Regions from separate parts of the Homo sapiens genome. Here region 1 is linked to region 2. The links are chromatin loops, found by intact Hi-C in ENCODE. Cell type or tissue: dorsolateral prefrontal cortex. All regions are shown on one strand.

Evidence for each region. Peaks named below come from ENCODE experiments on the same cell type or tissue, not always from the same donor. Only the 100,000 strongest peaks of a DNase experiment are listed, where the experiment ranks them.
Region 1: it touches region 2 in a loop (4-fold over the local background); 3 of 110 quality-filtered maps call a loop at or near these places.

The regions. Positions count from the first base shown.
Region 1 is chr2:6,531,747-6,539,746 of GRCh38, forward strand. No RefSeq gene overlaps it. Among named protein-coding and RNA genes, the nearest start is that of LINC01824, 40 kb to the left of the region's middle. RefSeq lists an enhancer at 6,084-7,283. In dorsolateral prefrontal cortex, no CTCF peak of the experiment used is centred here; a DNase peak (open chromatin) is centred at 3,923; H3K4me3 peaks cover 819 bases.
Region 2 is chr2:6,646,554-6,654,553 of GRCh38, forward strand. LINC03156 (long intergenic non-protein coding RNA 3156) reads right to left here and starts at 3,966. Exons shown (of 2, transcript NR_110497.1): 1 at 3,553-3,966; 2 at 2,554-2,828. MIR7515 (microRNA 7515) reads left to right here and starts at 3,820; the gene lies at 3,820-3,886. In dorsolateral prefrontal cortex, no CTCF peak of the experiment used is centred here; a DNase peak (open chromatin) is centred at 3,928; H3K27me3 peaks cover 2,155 bases.

The DNA of each region.
Region 1 (8,000 bases), 110 kb before region 2:
TGAGACCTTTCAATTTCAAAACTTACACCCTTGTTTCTGAGAGATGGTCTTAAAGTATTGCGCTGAAGATCTTCTCTTCTTTTTCTTTGATTTGTCTGTGAACCCTAGTATTTGGATGGTACATCTTATAGGCTGAGGCTTTAATTTTATTAACTTTTATATTCTCTAACTCTTGGTCTTTTGTTCAATTTTCTGGGAAATTTCCTAAAATTTGTCTTCCATTTCTCCTACTGAATTACTACATTTTTATTTCAAAGAGTTGTTCTTGATTCCTCTCTTAATGTCTCTGGTTTATGGAAATGAAGAGAAGCAGTCAGCTTGGGAGTGTTAACACCACTTCTCTCTTACTCAGAAGTTCTTTTACTGTTGATCTAGGAGTACCTCAGACCTGACTAATCTTCAAGGACTTATCTCCCACCATTTCTTGCATGAAACAAGGCAGAGTTTGAGGACTGGCAGATTACACAAATCCCCTTTCTAAAGTGTCTGCCTGCGGATTTACACATTCTGCTAAATCCTGCCCCAAAAGTCAGAATGAGTGGCAGACAGAACGGAGCTCACCTTGTGTTGTTGGACCTCAAGTTTGGACTGGAAGAGACACTTATCACAGATTGATCTAATTTCTTTAATGAGAGTCATGCCAAATATGTTAGCTAAATATATCTTATTTAAACTCCTTTGGCAAAGGGGACTAGATCAAGTGTGGGTTGTGGAATAAGGAATTAGATGCAAGGAATTAGTTCTAGATTGTATTAGCAAAGATTGGGATAAAAGGACATTTAATAGTAGAAAAAAAATCCTCCCCCCAAAAATGCTGTCCCTTAGCATCAGAGAGCAGCCAGTAGATTGATGGTTAGCCCAGGAAAAGAATGTTCAAATGTGCCCTCTCTTCCCTGAATTCCAAATCAATGCTCCTCAGACACTGTAGTTCTAGGCAGATAAGCAGACCTGGGTGGCCACAGAAAATAAATGAAACTTGACTCCTCAAGCCACTTAGCTTTACTCTTCAGATTGTTTGGCCTTTCCTTTTCTATCTTCTTCTTGATTTGGATCATTGTCAGGATCATTGTCATTCTGTATACTGTAGATGATGATGATGATAATTTGAGCACATACAATATACCAAGCACTCTGAGGTAAAGTATTTATAAAATTTCAGTTAATTCAGAAAATAACCTATTTGCAGTAGATAATATTACATCTGTTTTATAAGCTATAACCTGAAGTTCTAAGAGCTTAAATGATTTATTCATAGTCACTCATTACCTTATTTATTTTTATACTCTAAATTCTCTTTGTTTCCACTTCCAAATCCTCAGCTCTGTCTATAATTGAAAGATAACAAAACAGAAGATAAATGGGAAACAATGCATCCAGAATAGCTAAGAAATTAAAAAATAGATTTTTAAAAAATTACAATTTTCTATTTCTACACTTCAGAATCCATTTCACTGAGTCTGAACCTCATTTCATGTGCCTCTTGCTGGAGTAAAAAGCAGAGAATTGGCATTGTAGATTAGTCAAGATGATAGCTCCCTATAGACATGAAAGCCTCCTTTATTGGGAGAAATAAAAGGAAAACGACCCAAAATCACAACCCTAGAATTATAACCTTATTCAAAAGCTATAAAGCACTACCAGCTATCTGTTAAATTCATGCATACTTAAAAATTCAATAATGACCGTGTAGGGAATACTAACTTCAAAAAATCATCAGACTTGTGTATAATGAATAATTTTTCCTTTGAAAGGGAAAACTACATGGCACATTTTGCAGTAGATTAGAGATGTGTTTCTACCAAGATTTTCCAGAATATTCCTGATTTACAACAGCTTATTCTATTGCCAGAGCATAACACAAATTTTAGATAAAATATATACATATATGGTTACTATTAACTTTAAAAATTGAAGATCTTTTTATCTTAGAACACAAAACATCCCAATCAAGAGAAAGGGGTACATTATTACCTTCATTTTGGTGTAAAAGAGACAGGCAGAAGGAAGTTAAATTGCTCATTTAGGACGTTTGCAGGAGCAATAGAAAGTAGAAAGCCTTTCTACTGGCCTCTCAGTGTTTTATCCACCAGAGTACACCCTGCACACAAATAGAACATTGCTATAATGAAGTGAGATACTGATTTGGGGATGTGGAATTTAAAATATTGCCTTATCCTCACATTGAGCATAGAAATGATCAAAACCATACTTGTGAAAGCATCTTTGCCTCTGTTCTTCCATTTACTTCTTAGCCTCCAGGGTAACATAATCAGACACCAGAGTTAAAAGAATGAAGAAGACGTGGATAGAGGTCATCACTGAGCAAGTTTATAAAGCCCCTAAAACATGAGGCTACTTAAAGTCTGTTATTTTCATGTAACAAAATAATTTGATTGTAAAAGTGTAAATCATAGGATTGAAATTTGATATAAAATCAGATTGTTTTTATTCCTGTGTTAAAATATTAATAAGAGAGAAATTAATCCACATAAACCTAGAGCAGAAAAAGGTCAGAACACTCCTGGCTTTAACGGGGAAGAAACAGAGACCTGAAAACGTGCTCCTTAAGGTCACGGTACCACCCATTAGAGGAGAAGGGGAACTCATAAACAAAGGAAGGGCAGTGTGTTTTCTTTTTATTCTGGTTACCCTAGCCAACCCAAACCAGAATGAGGAGTGGATATATTCAGTACTCAAATGCAAACAAGAATCTACAAGTTAAAAATGCCTGAACTTATTATTTGAAAATGTTAATAGCTGATAAATGATGTCGTTATCTTTCATGTTGCATTTTGGAAAAATGAGCATTAGAGGGCAGGTAGTTAATCCTGCCTGTTTAAATATCTTGAACATATCTTTCTCTTTCTTATCATATAATTATTTGTTTTAAAGACTTATTTTTTTTTAAATTTCAAAGCCGCACACCTGCAAAATCTATGCTTAGAAACTTACCTTCAACAAGGGCCTGAAAAGGCTGTTGTGTTGGGGATGCACAAAACTAAAATTATTATACATTGTAGACAGGCATAAGAATATGAACGGCGCTCCATGGCACAGCATACGGTACTTCAAATCAGGACTGCATGAGGAAAATCCAGACCTACCATGGACAACATAAATTCCAAGTCTCTTCAATCTTTGTATTCCTTACCTGTACTGAAATTCAAAACAGAGGCTGTTCCTATGCCTCTGTCTCAGAGCTAAGTATGCCATGTCAGAATTACTGGTAATTGGAACCACAGGCTTTCTGAGCACAAGACAGAAGGATATAGAAACATGCAAATCGCCTCTGTAATTCTTCAGCTCCAATTTCATCCCTGCCAGAGAAAATGTATGGTTGCACCAGCACTGTTTTTCCTAGAGGTTGTGTGATTAAATATTCAATGGTATTTGCCCAAGCCTGCTGCCATTTTCCTCCATAACAAAAACGTATAGGCTGTCTTCTTTACTTTCCTCCCTTCCTTTCTTATTTTTCTCCCTTTCTTTCTTTCTTTCTTTTTCTTTCTTTCTTTTCTTTCTTCTTTCTCTCTTTCTTTTTCTTCTCTCTCTCCTTTTTTTCTCTCTCTCTTTCTTTCTTTTCCCTCCCTTCCTTCCTTCTTTCCTTTCTTCTTCCTTTCCTTTCCTTTTTTTTTCCTTTCTTCCCTTTTTCTTTTTAAGCAGATGATGCTTTATATTCAAGCAAGGGTCTGAAACTCTAGGATTCCATACCAGGGAGCACAGGACCCACACGGCTCCGGCACAAAATCATAAACAGTATTCTATCTGAGAGACAGACAGAAAGAGTAGCCAATGAAGACTTTGGGGGTCACAGAAACACACCATCTAACGAGGCTGTCTCTAAAGCACAGCACACTAAGCCAACTCAGACTGCTTCAGGCCGATTTCGGGTAAAGGTCCAAGTTCTTCCCTCCCACTGCCCCACAGGCAGCTGCTGAAACAAACAGTCCTACATCTCTGGGCTCCTTGAATGAGGCGATTGTATTTCAGCCCATTGTTTTGTGTGGACACTTATTAACCCGGCTGAATTTACAGCAGGGGATTGCACTCAATATCTATTGATTAGCAGTCAGTAGTGCAGTAATCCTCCTGCTCTGATCAATGCAGGCAGCAGAGCAGGCCTCCCAACCCGCCAGTGCCCTTTTCCCGGCCATTGATATGCGTGTCGGGATGTGAGAGACGCTGCAGGGAAGGTGAGCTGCCCTGTTAAGTGTTCCCAGTTATTGGAAATTCCTGGTAAGGGGTCGCTGCTTTCTTGATAACCCTCTGCCGATTCTGAGCAAGGTTCAGCAACTTTTAACAAATAACAGCATTGTAGGAGACAAAAGTGAAATACTCTGGCCGTCGTTCCTGAATTACAAATCATAATAACCCTCTGGCCAGGTAGAAATTGACACAGCCCACTTCTCAGTTGTTAAATCTTTCCAGTATCTGTGACAAAATGAAACATTCCACAAATGTGGTTTCATTGCTGAACTAGATTCCATACATTGCTATTTTTATTATTAAAGGGGTTGCCTTTGGTTTGTGTTGTGCAAGCATTTTTCATTAATAAAACATAAGTGATATGTAATGATTTCCTGTACTTTTTTTATATTGATCTATTTTTTCTTTTACTAGTCCCTAAAACAATTAAGTTTATTGATATATTTAAGAAACCAATCTGGGAACTCTTGATATTTTAAAAAATATATTAAACAAAAGTCTTCCAAATAAAGTCAGTCTTTGTAAAATTGTGGAGCTAAAATATATTAAAATAAAACAAAATATAGCAGTGGAATATCTCTGTGTAACTGTTGAAGATCCATTATTGATGCAGTCTGGTTTCTTGGAGGTAAGATTAGCATTTCCACACATTTACAAAGTCCACCAATCACTTTCCTATATAAAAGGGTCCATCTCCTCTCCATACATAGGTGCACTTAGACTGGAAGATTTAGAAGGAGAAAATGCGTGATCTTGACTCTTGTAATTGGGATCCTACGGCGCTCTCTTCAGAGGGTCCGCAGCTGCACCTGCCGCAGAGGAGAATGGTCTGAGTCATTGCCTCCCCCACTGCACTCGGAAGCTTCTCCCTCCCTCACCCCACCATGGTGCACACACTCCCTTTTATGATGGGTGAGCTTCTGAAATCACACGTTCCATACATTTCTTTCAAAATCTTGGCTACATAAAATGCATTTAACTGAGTACCGATATACACCCTAACCCCACACACATACACACAAACTATACACACATCTACCACACTTACGGGCACATACACACACCACATACACACACATACAGAATTCCTTGCCAGAGAAAGAATGTCATTAAAACATTTTTAACACATAAAGGGAAATTATTAAAACACATTAAAATAATATAAGCTTTGTTTCCATATATTTGGCACATAGATGTAAAATTTTAGTGTGTGTGTACATATTCTTTTAATGGTATAATCAGATATAGTTATAATTAAAATGGAAGCTCAGCTCACAGAGGCACTGTGTGTACTTTCTACAAGGGTGTAGGAGTCTTGGGTCTTTTCAGTAAATTAGGAGAGTATATGCACTCCAAAATTAAAATGGAACTCAAAAAGGCGGATTTGTTTATTTCTATTTAAAAGTACACGTTCTGTGGCTGGCAAGATGGCTGAATAGGAACAGCTCCAGTCTGCAGCTCCCAGCGAGATCAACACAGAAAACTGGTGACTTCTGCGTTTCCAGTCGAGGTAACTGGCTCATCTCATTGGGACTGGTTAGACAGTGGGTGCAGCCCACAGAGGGCAAGCCAAAACAGGGTGGGGTGTCACCTCACCCCAGAAGCACAAGGGGTCGGGGAACTCTCTCCCCTAGCCAAGGGAAGTCCTGAGGGACTGTGCCATAAGGAATAGTGCATTCTGGCCCAGATACTACACTTTTCCCGTGGTCTTCACAACCCACAGATCAGACCAGGAGGTTCCCTCGGGTGCCTACGCCACCAGGGCCCTGGGTTTCAAGCACAAAACTGGGCAGCTGTTTGGGCAGACACCAAGCTAGCTGCAGAAGTTTTTTTTCATACCCCAGTGGTGCCTGGAACGCTGGTGAGACAGAACCGTTCACTCCCCTGGAAAGGGGGCTGAAGCCAGGGAGCCAAGTGGTCTAGCTCAGCAGATCCCACCCCCACGGAGCCCAGCAAGCTAAGATCCACTGGCTTGAAATTCTTGCTGCCAGCACAGCAGTCTGAAGACAACTTGGGATGCTCGAGCTTGGTTGGGGGAGAAGTGTCCACCATTACCCATTACCAAGGCTTGAGTATGCGGTTTTCCCCTCACAGTGTAAACAAAGCCACTGGGAAGTTCAAACTGGGCGTACCCCACCACAGCTTGGCAAAGCTGCTGTAGCCAGTCTTCGTCTTTAGATTCCTCCTCTCTGGGCAGGACGGACATCTCTGAAAGAAAGCCAGCAGCCCCAGTCAGGGGCTTACAGATAAAACGCCCATCTCCCTGGGACAGAACACCTTGGGGAAGGGGCGGCTGTGGGTGCAGCTTCAGCAGACTTAAACATTCCTTCCTGCCAGCTCTGAAGAGAGCAGTGGATCTCCCAGCACAGCAGTCAAGCTCTGCTAAGGGCAGACTGCCTCCTTAAGTGGGTCCCTGACCCCCGTGCCTCCTGACTGGGAGACACCTTCCAGCAGGGGTCAACAGACACCTCATACAGGAGAGCTCTGGCTGGCATCTGGCGGGTGCCCCTGAGACGAAGCTTCCAGAGGAAGGAACAGGCAGCAATATTTGCTGTTCTGCAGCCTCTGCTGGTGATACCCAGGCAAACAGAGTCTGGAGTGGACTTCCACCAAACTCCAGCAGACCTGCAGCAGAGGGGCTTGACTATTCGAAGGAAAACTAACAAACAGAAAGGAATAGCATCAACATCAACAAAATAAATCAACAAGGAAAAGACAAATAACATTATTAAAAAATGGGCAAATGGCATGAACAGCAACTTCTCAAAAGATGACATTTAAGTGGCCAGTAAACATATAAAAAATATTCATCATCATGAATCATCAGAGCAAAGCAAATCAAAACCACAATGAGACAGCATCTTACATCGGTCAGATGGCTATTCTTAAAAAGTCAAAAAACAACAGGTGCTGGCAAAGCTGTGGAGAAAAGAGAATGCTTATACACTGTTGGTGGGAATGTAAATTAGTTCAGCCACTGTGAAAAGCAGTTTGGAGATTTCCCAAATAACTTAAAACAGAGCTACCATCCGACCCAGCAATACCACTACTGGGTATTATACCCAAAGGAAAATAGATCATTATATCAAAAAGACAAATGCATTCATATTCAGCACCTCATTATTCACAATAGCAAAGACCTGGACTTAACTTAGGTGCACATTAATGGTGGATTAGGTAAAGAAAATATAGTACATATATACTACGAAATACTAAACAGCCATACATAAGAATGAAATCTTATCCTTTGCAGCAACATGGAGCTGGAGGCCAACCCTAAGTGAATTAATGCAGGAATAGAAAACCAAATACCACTCTGTTCTCACTTATAAGTGGTAGCTAAACATTGAGCACACATGGATGTAAACATGGGAACAACAGACACTGCAGACTATTAGAGGGTGGAGCAAGGGAGCAGGGCATGCATGGAAAGTAACAATCCACACATGTTCCCATTGTATCTAAAATAAAATATGAATTAAAAAAACAAGTTACAAAATGTGCTAATTTAAATTTTACATGTGTTATAAAACTCAACAATAAGCAGAGCAATTATTTAGAACTTAGACCAATCAAATAGTATTTTTCAGAAAGGTGTATGTTATCCCTGATGTTGTTTAGAATTGCCAGCATATGTTGATAGTGAAAAGAAGACTGACGTTTTATTCCTGATTTAAGTATTCTGTAAACAAGGCTGGTATTGCCCTAATGCCTGCTGTCACTGCCCAGAGTTGGCATGCTACTCCAACCAAGAGAGGATGAATCACAAAATAGTATTATTGAATGCTGAGCAGACT
Region 2 (8,000 bases):
ATTGCTGTGCTCCCTCTCACTGTGTAAAGCAAGGGCTTGCTACACCCCCATTTCAATCACTTTGAGCAGCAGACACCACGGTTTCTTTCTTTGATTTCTGCCTTGCAGAAACCATGCTATCTGGTTTAATCTTCTCAACAAAATTTTTGAGATTAGTAGTGTTTTTTCCATTGTAGAGATATGAAACAGAATTTAGAAAAGTAGGAGACTTGTCTAGAACCACAAATTCTGTAAAGAGCAGACACAGAATTTGAACCAACTGTATCTGTTAAGCCCGTGTTGTGCCTGCAGTGGCGAGATGCAGTACACATGATCTACCCTCCAGTGTCTAGCATCCTCCAGTAGTCACTGCTGACTCCTGACCCTTAGAGGGAGACTCCAGAGAAAGCACTTTGTACACAACAGACCCCCCAAGCATGCTGGCCTAAGGAGCTCTCTCAGGTGGCCTATGTCAAGTTCAAAAAAGGAGAAAAGCAAAGACAAGAAACAGTTGCTATGAAATATCTCCCTTTGGTTTCTAACGACATGTCTATTAGCAATCATCCTGGTAGTAATTGATCATAAAATCCAATTGTTGGCTGGCCCCATGCACCTCATATCATAATGACAACACTGGGAAAATGACCAACAGCGTACTTCTGCCAGCCCTGTAAATCCATTCTGTATTTCCAGAGTAAGAACATCCCATAAAAGGCGGGAACTGTAAAAGCTCATGAGGAAGAAATAAACATGTAACAATAGAACACAGATGGACAGTTGTGCTGGGAAGCAGCTGCACAGGGAAAGAAGAGAATTGAGCTCTCGGGTTGTTTTTGGAAGAGCCGAGTACACATCTTGAACTTCCACGCCTGTCTCCAACCCAGGTCTGAGATGGTGTCTTATGTTTCCCAGGGGTTTAAAAATGCAGTGAGAAAAGACTTGGCATATATCTTAGCAACCATGTGGGCTTGGGAACCAGGCAAAGTTGCAGCTCTGCACTTACCAGCTGATGCACCTTGCTCAAGTCACCACCCCTTCCTGTGTCTCAGTTTTCTGGTCTGTAAACTGGTTGTGATACTTCATTATGGTGAAACCTCATTAGGCAGTACTGTCGATGCTGCACAGATCTTTGTCACTGAAAAGTTGCATGTATCCTATAACTGTCACTTTACTTATGCCATGCAACAACCTAAAGAAAGGAAGAAAACGTCTAGCAGCAGAACCGCGACTTTCTAGTACCCAGAGCTGGCGCAGGGGAGGTCAGAGCCAGATGGGGGGCATGGCTCATCCTGGCCCCAGAATCCAGTCTTGGGGAAGCATGTAAACAGGGAGGCTGCAGAAAGACACTATCTGTGCAAGCGGGCAGTGTACCTGTGTCCACAGCACAGGCAGCACGTGAGAGCAGAGCCCCCCAAAAAGAGCGCTGCCCATGGAGGGCTGTGAGCAGATGGACTCTAATGACACCATCCCGTTTCCAAGGTTGAACCCTATGGGAGGACAGACTCTTGCAGCCCATAAAGATCAAGTCATCTGACCAATAAATAAATAAATAAATAAAAGGGAAAAAAAAAAAAACCAAGATGGAAACCTAGATCCACAACGGGAAAGTGACTTGTGCAGGGAACCTGTGGTGCCCAGTGTGGGTGGCAACTCTTCCCTCATCCATGCAGCTTGGCCCTACCTTGATCATCGTCCTTTTTAGCATGAATTTATCAATTGCCCAGTATTTTCAATGGACTATAGAGGGTACAGAGAAAAGAAAAGTGAGAAATGGCATCTATATTCAAAAGATGCTGCAGAGACAGCTCCCCACGCCCAGCCTGCCTTGAGAAAAAGAAGCCACAAGAAAACTCATGCTTACAGCACAGACTAGGTGTTGAAGGCAGGTGGTGCAGAAACTTAGGAGGAGCGGCACTGAAGACTAAGGAGGTCCAGAGACCATAGAAAAGTTATTGGGAGAAGGAAGGACTTGAGCCGGTATTTGAGGAACATTGTTAAGGTCTAGACTGACAGATTAAGGGAGGAAGATCACCTCGGACAAACAGCCGACAGGAGTCTCTGCCCCTTGGAAGCAGCTCTAGCAGGCTGTTGTGTAATGGAAATGCTGACTTTCACTTATACAGTACATTTCTATAAAATTATCAATACGAGAAGCTGTCTAAAAAGGAGTGAGGTATTTTTTCATCAGTGAAGAGGCTGGTTGCATGTGCTATTTCTTCCTAGAAAGCAGGAACTGGGTCCAGAATTGGTCTGGCTTCAGAAAACAAAAAAGCCGTTGCCAAGTCTAGGGTTTGTACAGCTCTCCAGTGGAGTTATGAAAAGCCCGGTTAGAACATAAAGAACGGTCTGTTCTGTGGGAGGCAATACAGCTTCACCGAGGGGAGAGGGAAAGTAAGCCTGTATCAGTCATATTTCCATCCCTGGGAGACCATTAGGAGAAATTCAATTAAAACCCATGACTTCTACCAAATCTCTATGGCCAGTTTGAAGAGACTAATTCTTAGAAAAAGCTGACTCCAGCATTATCTGTCTTTAGCTGAGCTGTTATGAAAAGAATATAAGAGTAACAAAAAAAATGGTATGTGCTTTTATTAAAACAAAACATAACAACAACATAATGCTGTTGCAGAAACTTGGAGATGCTGCAAATGTAGGTCTGTTCTGCTTGTTGGCTTTACCTCTCTCTCGTTCCTTCCTTCTTCCTCCTCATTCTTCATCTTTCTTCCTCATTCTAAGCAGAACATTTACAAAATTCAGGCTTTCTGTAGGGTGAAGAGCTGAGCTTCAGTTCTTCTCTGGGGCAGAATATTAGCAAGGACAGTGAGCTTAGTTTTGACTGATTCTGGCATCTTCACAAAGCAAAAACCAAAGTATTGACGTAAGAAAACTGGATTGGGAGTTGGGAAAGGTTATGACTTAATGATAAAGGAATTAAAGAGACACATTGGCATTATTTTTTTCTCCTGACACCTGCACAATGCCAAAAGATAAATCAGAACAGAAAACATTAAAATTGGAAAGGAACTTAGAGACCACCTAGTCAAGGGATGACAGATTCCACAGCCAGTACCATCTCTAAGGTATTGGCATTGATAATCGCTTCTCTCTGGAACTTTGTGTTGAGTAGGATTCTGAGGCTCAAGTTAAACTCACCAGGATTGACTCTTCTGATCAGAGAGCAATGCCTAGTCTTAGAGAACAGAAGAGGCAGGGTCCGCATCTGGTATTAGCATTCTTTATTTAGTTCAACAAAGTCACATGGAGACAATATGTTACATCCTGACTTTAAACATTAGTTCAGAGAAGAAAAGTTGCTGAGATCCCTGCTGCAGTTATCCACGACTACATAACAAACCACTACCAAACTTTGCGTCCTAACAACAGTGATTTATTATTTTGCACAGCCTTGTGGATAATGAGCTTAGGGTGCAGGTTGGGGAGACTGGTGGTTCTCACATGATAACTCAGAGCTCCCAAGAAAGCAAATGTGGAAGCATCTAGACCTCTTAAGGCCCTGTCTAGAATTGTCTGGGCAGCATTTTCATCACATTCCACTGGTAAAGGTGTTCTTACCTTGTATGTGCCTGCAGGGATGAGAGAATTTTGGCCATCTTTGCAGATAATCCACCACAGTCCCTCCATGCTGCCTTCATGCAGCAGGTAGGTGAGTACTCCACAGGCTTTGCCACCCAGAACAGGGAAGCCAAACTGTCAATCTCAAGTCCCTAATCTGTGACCTGCTTATAATTCTTACTCCACAGTTATCATGGTGAAGACCAACGAGATGATGAACATGTAGCACATATCTGTATCACGAGAATTCCACGAGAAGAGCTCAAACTTTTATCATTTCATTTATGCCTGTTAGCATGAAAAAAGAGGCTGAGAAGGGAAGATGGTGACAAGGAATTGCTAAGCAGCAGGTCACATGGGTCACCCAGCGTGGACCGGCCTGAACACAGCTTCCATGTCCCCACTCTTGCCAATGTTCTCATGTGGACACAGCTGGCTTTGTTACATCAGAATGAAGGCCTCCCTTATGATGGCTCAGTGTTTCCATAGAAATGTCCAAGGAACATGATTATAGAGTCAGTCCATTCATTAACACAGAGGGTTAGGGGTTGGGAAAATCATCTAATCCAACAGCCTTATTTTGAAAATGAAGTTTCCAAGCCCTAGACGTTCATGGAAGCTCATGAAAGGCTCCTAATCACAGTGCCCTTTCCGCGGTAACATGGGCTCCTTATTTAGTTCCATTCAGAAAACCTGAAGAGAGGCCTCCCTGGCCAACGGTAGTGGGGATTAGAAGCAGTCCGTTTCTGTTAATATTTATATTCTATTTTAATAAAGCCTGGCTTCTTACAATCAAGTGCAACCTAATTTGTCCAGAGCCGACACTCCCGAGTGTACAGAATCCCCATTTGATTTTGCTGTTTGGAACGTTATCCACTCAATGGTTTCTCTAAACAACAGTGAAAGTCCCCATCCACCATGAACCTGCAGAGCATAACTGGATATTTTCTGGCCAGTTGGCTCATTGCCTACAGCAGAAATCTTCAAGCAGAAGCTACTGAAACAAGGACACTAATTTGCTAAGCCAGGAAGTTTTTCAAAGTCCATGATCCAGAAACACCAAAAATAGAAAAACCAACACAAAAATAAACAAATAGAAAAGTGGCCCATGCCTGTAATCCCAGCACTTTGTGAAGCCAAGGTGGGTAGATCACCTGAGGTCAGGAGTTTGAGGCTAGCTTGGTCAACATGGTGAAACCCTGTCTCTACTAAAAATATTTAAAAAATTAGCCAGGCGTGGTGGCGGGTGCCTGTAATCCCAGATACTCAGGAGACTGAGGCAGGAGAATTTCTCAAACCCGGGAGGCAGAGGTTGCAATGAGCCCAGATGGTGCCACTGCACGCCAGCCTGGGCATCAAGAGCGAGACTCCATCTCAAAAAAAAAAAAAAAAAAAAAAAAAGCCAGAGATTTTCTTAGATAAGTATGTGGAAGGATCCCAACATCTAAATGTTTCTACATCATGAGATGAAAGGAAATTAATGATGATCTCTTTTTTTTTCTTTTTTTTTTTTTTTCCAGATGAAGTCTTGCTCTTGTTCCCCAGGCTGGAGTGCAATGCTGCCATCTCGGCTCACCACAACCTCCGCCTCCTGGGTTCAAGCAATTCTCCTACCTCAGCCTCCCGAGTAGCTGGGATTACAGGTGTCCGCCACCACGCCCAGCTAATTTTTGTATTTTTAGTAGAGACAGGGTTTCATCTTGTTGGCCAGGCTGGTCTCGAACTCCTGACCTCAGGTGATCTGCCCGCCTCGGCCTCCCAAAGTGCTAGGATTACAGGTGTGAGCCACCGTGCCCAGCTGATGATCTCTTTATAGTAATTTCTGACATACGTATATCTTCAGGGTTGACATACAGATTATGCTTTTCATTCACACAACTTTCAGGTTAAGTCTGACTGGTGTTACTACCCACACACCATAGAGGAGGAAAGGTAGGCTCAAAAAAACTGACTTGCCCAAAACAAGTTAGATGGTGGGACACAAGATAGAAAGTGGGGAAGTCAAGACTGAAGCACCCACCTCCTGGCTCCATCACAGCCATGTGTGCTGATATCTGGGCAGCTAAACGTAGAGTGCTGGAGCCCACATGGGGTGTATGGCTGGGGAATTTTAGCTTTACTCTCATTTCTAGCATCTATGTTGGAAAAGCATTTTGTGTTTTATGCTTTTATTGTATATTCAGCCAGTCAAGAGTCATAGTCTATTTCATTCAGGCTTATGCCACTCACTAATGTCAGTAGAAGCCTATTCGTTTCTTAGAAATTGTAGTGGAAGATGTAGAAAGTACACTTGTCAAATTTGGGCATGATTCATCTGTGAGAGGAACCTTGTGCATGCAAACTCAGTAACAGCGTTCACAAAAATCTGGACAGGCTTGAAAGACAGGCTGAAAATAACATTGCAGCAGGAGGAAATGTAATGGTATGAACCTGAATTCAGAAGGCAACTGCCTAAAGGTGGACTAAATAGGTTTAATAGAAATTGCTTTAAAAACAACCAGGAAGGATGGTTAGCATTAGTTAGCTTTGCAGTCTGCATGAGCTTATGGTATGAAGGGTGAGTCAGAAGGTTATAGCCCCTTAAGCCACAGTAAGAGAGTTTGGGTGTTCTGAATGAGGGGGACACATCTGCTTTCTCACTGTTGGATGCAGCAGCGCTTTTGACTCATTTGTGCAGAAGAAAGCCCTGGGAACTGAGCTGTATTTGAAGAATGAACGAAGGATCTGTTAACATTTAGCCCAAAGAAGAAAGGATACATTAGATAAGACTGAATGGATGTTTTCAGATCATGGAAACATTTCCAACCTAGACAGTCAACTGATGAAGGACTCGGGAGCCAGGTACTCAAGCAAGTGGAGGAGGCCCCCACGCTGGGCATATAAGTCGAGTAATTCAGGGTCCTGAGCTCACGGACAAGCTACAACGCCGCTCCCAACTCCTGACTCCAAAATCAGAACCCATGACTCTCTGAAAGAGATATCATGGAAGCAATTGAGAAGGTAATTGGTTTCAGAAAGTTTCAAAAAGCAAAGCACAACAACTAAACAGTGCTGATTGAAATTAGCTGAGCACATACACATGTTTCAACCCAGAAAAGCAATTCCACTTTAAGTACTTCATGTCAGTAAAGCACTACCTCTGATCTGGTAAAATAACACTCCTGATATCCCATGACTCCATGCGTGACTACATTTTGCATTCCTTGCACAGACAGATTTTCATACTGACTAGACAGGGATTATGAGCTGTGTGTCAACTCCTTGCCGTTGAATTGGTTTCTGCATTTCTGTGGAACATACTCTAAAATTCATGAGATTGGAGATGCTCTCTGTACAGGCTCATGTAGGCAGTGACAGACACCCTTAATTTGTAAGCATTAGCAGAATGAGATGCAGTTGCAGAAAGTGTAATTGGATCATCTTTGTATCTTATGTCAGCGTGTCTAAGTACTGCTAAAGAATGCACCACGTGCTCGGCGCCTCCGACAACACAGAGGGGTTGTTGTAGGCATGACAAATAATAGCAGAATCAGCTTCTTACTGTTATATTTGGAGTGTGGTGTGTGTGTATGTGTGTGTGTGAGAGAGAGAGGTAGAGCATGCACACTGGCTTTTCCAAGGCACTAGTCATTAAGTAGGAGAGCTTTAAGATCTGCGGAGAAGCATAATGGCTTTCAAACCTTTCTGACATTAAAATGTTCTATAATCACCTTCCATTAGTAAAACCAGAAAAAGCCTGGCTTTGGTATAAAGCACAAAATTCATTTGCCTTCCTCCCCCAGCCCTTCATGTCCTTGTGCCTAAAATATTCCAGGCTGTTGAGCTTTCAAGAGAAGAAATCAGTGTACTTTTTCTGTCCTAGAAAAAAAGGCCCAGGTTTTATGACTGACCGTGTTTGGAAGACAGATACATTTTTTACAATTAAGTTACATAATTAAGACTAAAGGAAAAGGAAACCAACCCCACCTTCCCAGCTCACTTTATATGTAAGAAAATTGGGTCCATTCTTTCTTGCTTATGCCAAAATGCACCTAGAATTCAAATTCAGTTCTGACCACCAGATGGTAAGGGAAAATTAAACAGGCTAGCATTTGAGAGACAGCTTATAGATCTGGAGACATTTAGCATGGATGAAAAAAACAGAAGCTAGAAACAATAGCAGTCTTCATGGACCTAGGAGATCACCCAATAGAGAAGAGGATGGGCTAGTTCTCTGTGGTTTTAAAGAACAGACGGAGAGCCAATAGATATTGTTTTCAGGAAAGCATATCCTCGCTAAACATCCTCTTGCTCAAAGTTCTTGAAAGTCTTTCCATTAAATAACACTGGTTCCCTGTTGCCAGCCCCAGGATATTCTCTCTGGAAAAAAAAAATAGTGATCAAACCGGTTTGGTATGGTTGCAAAACATATCTCCTTGCTTTAGAGATTACAACATGCATATTTAAAG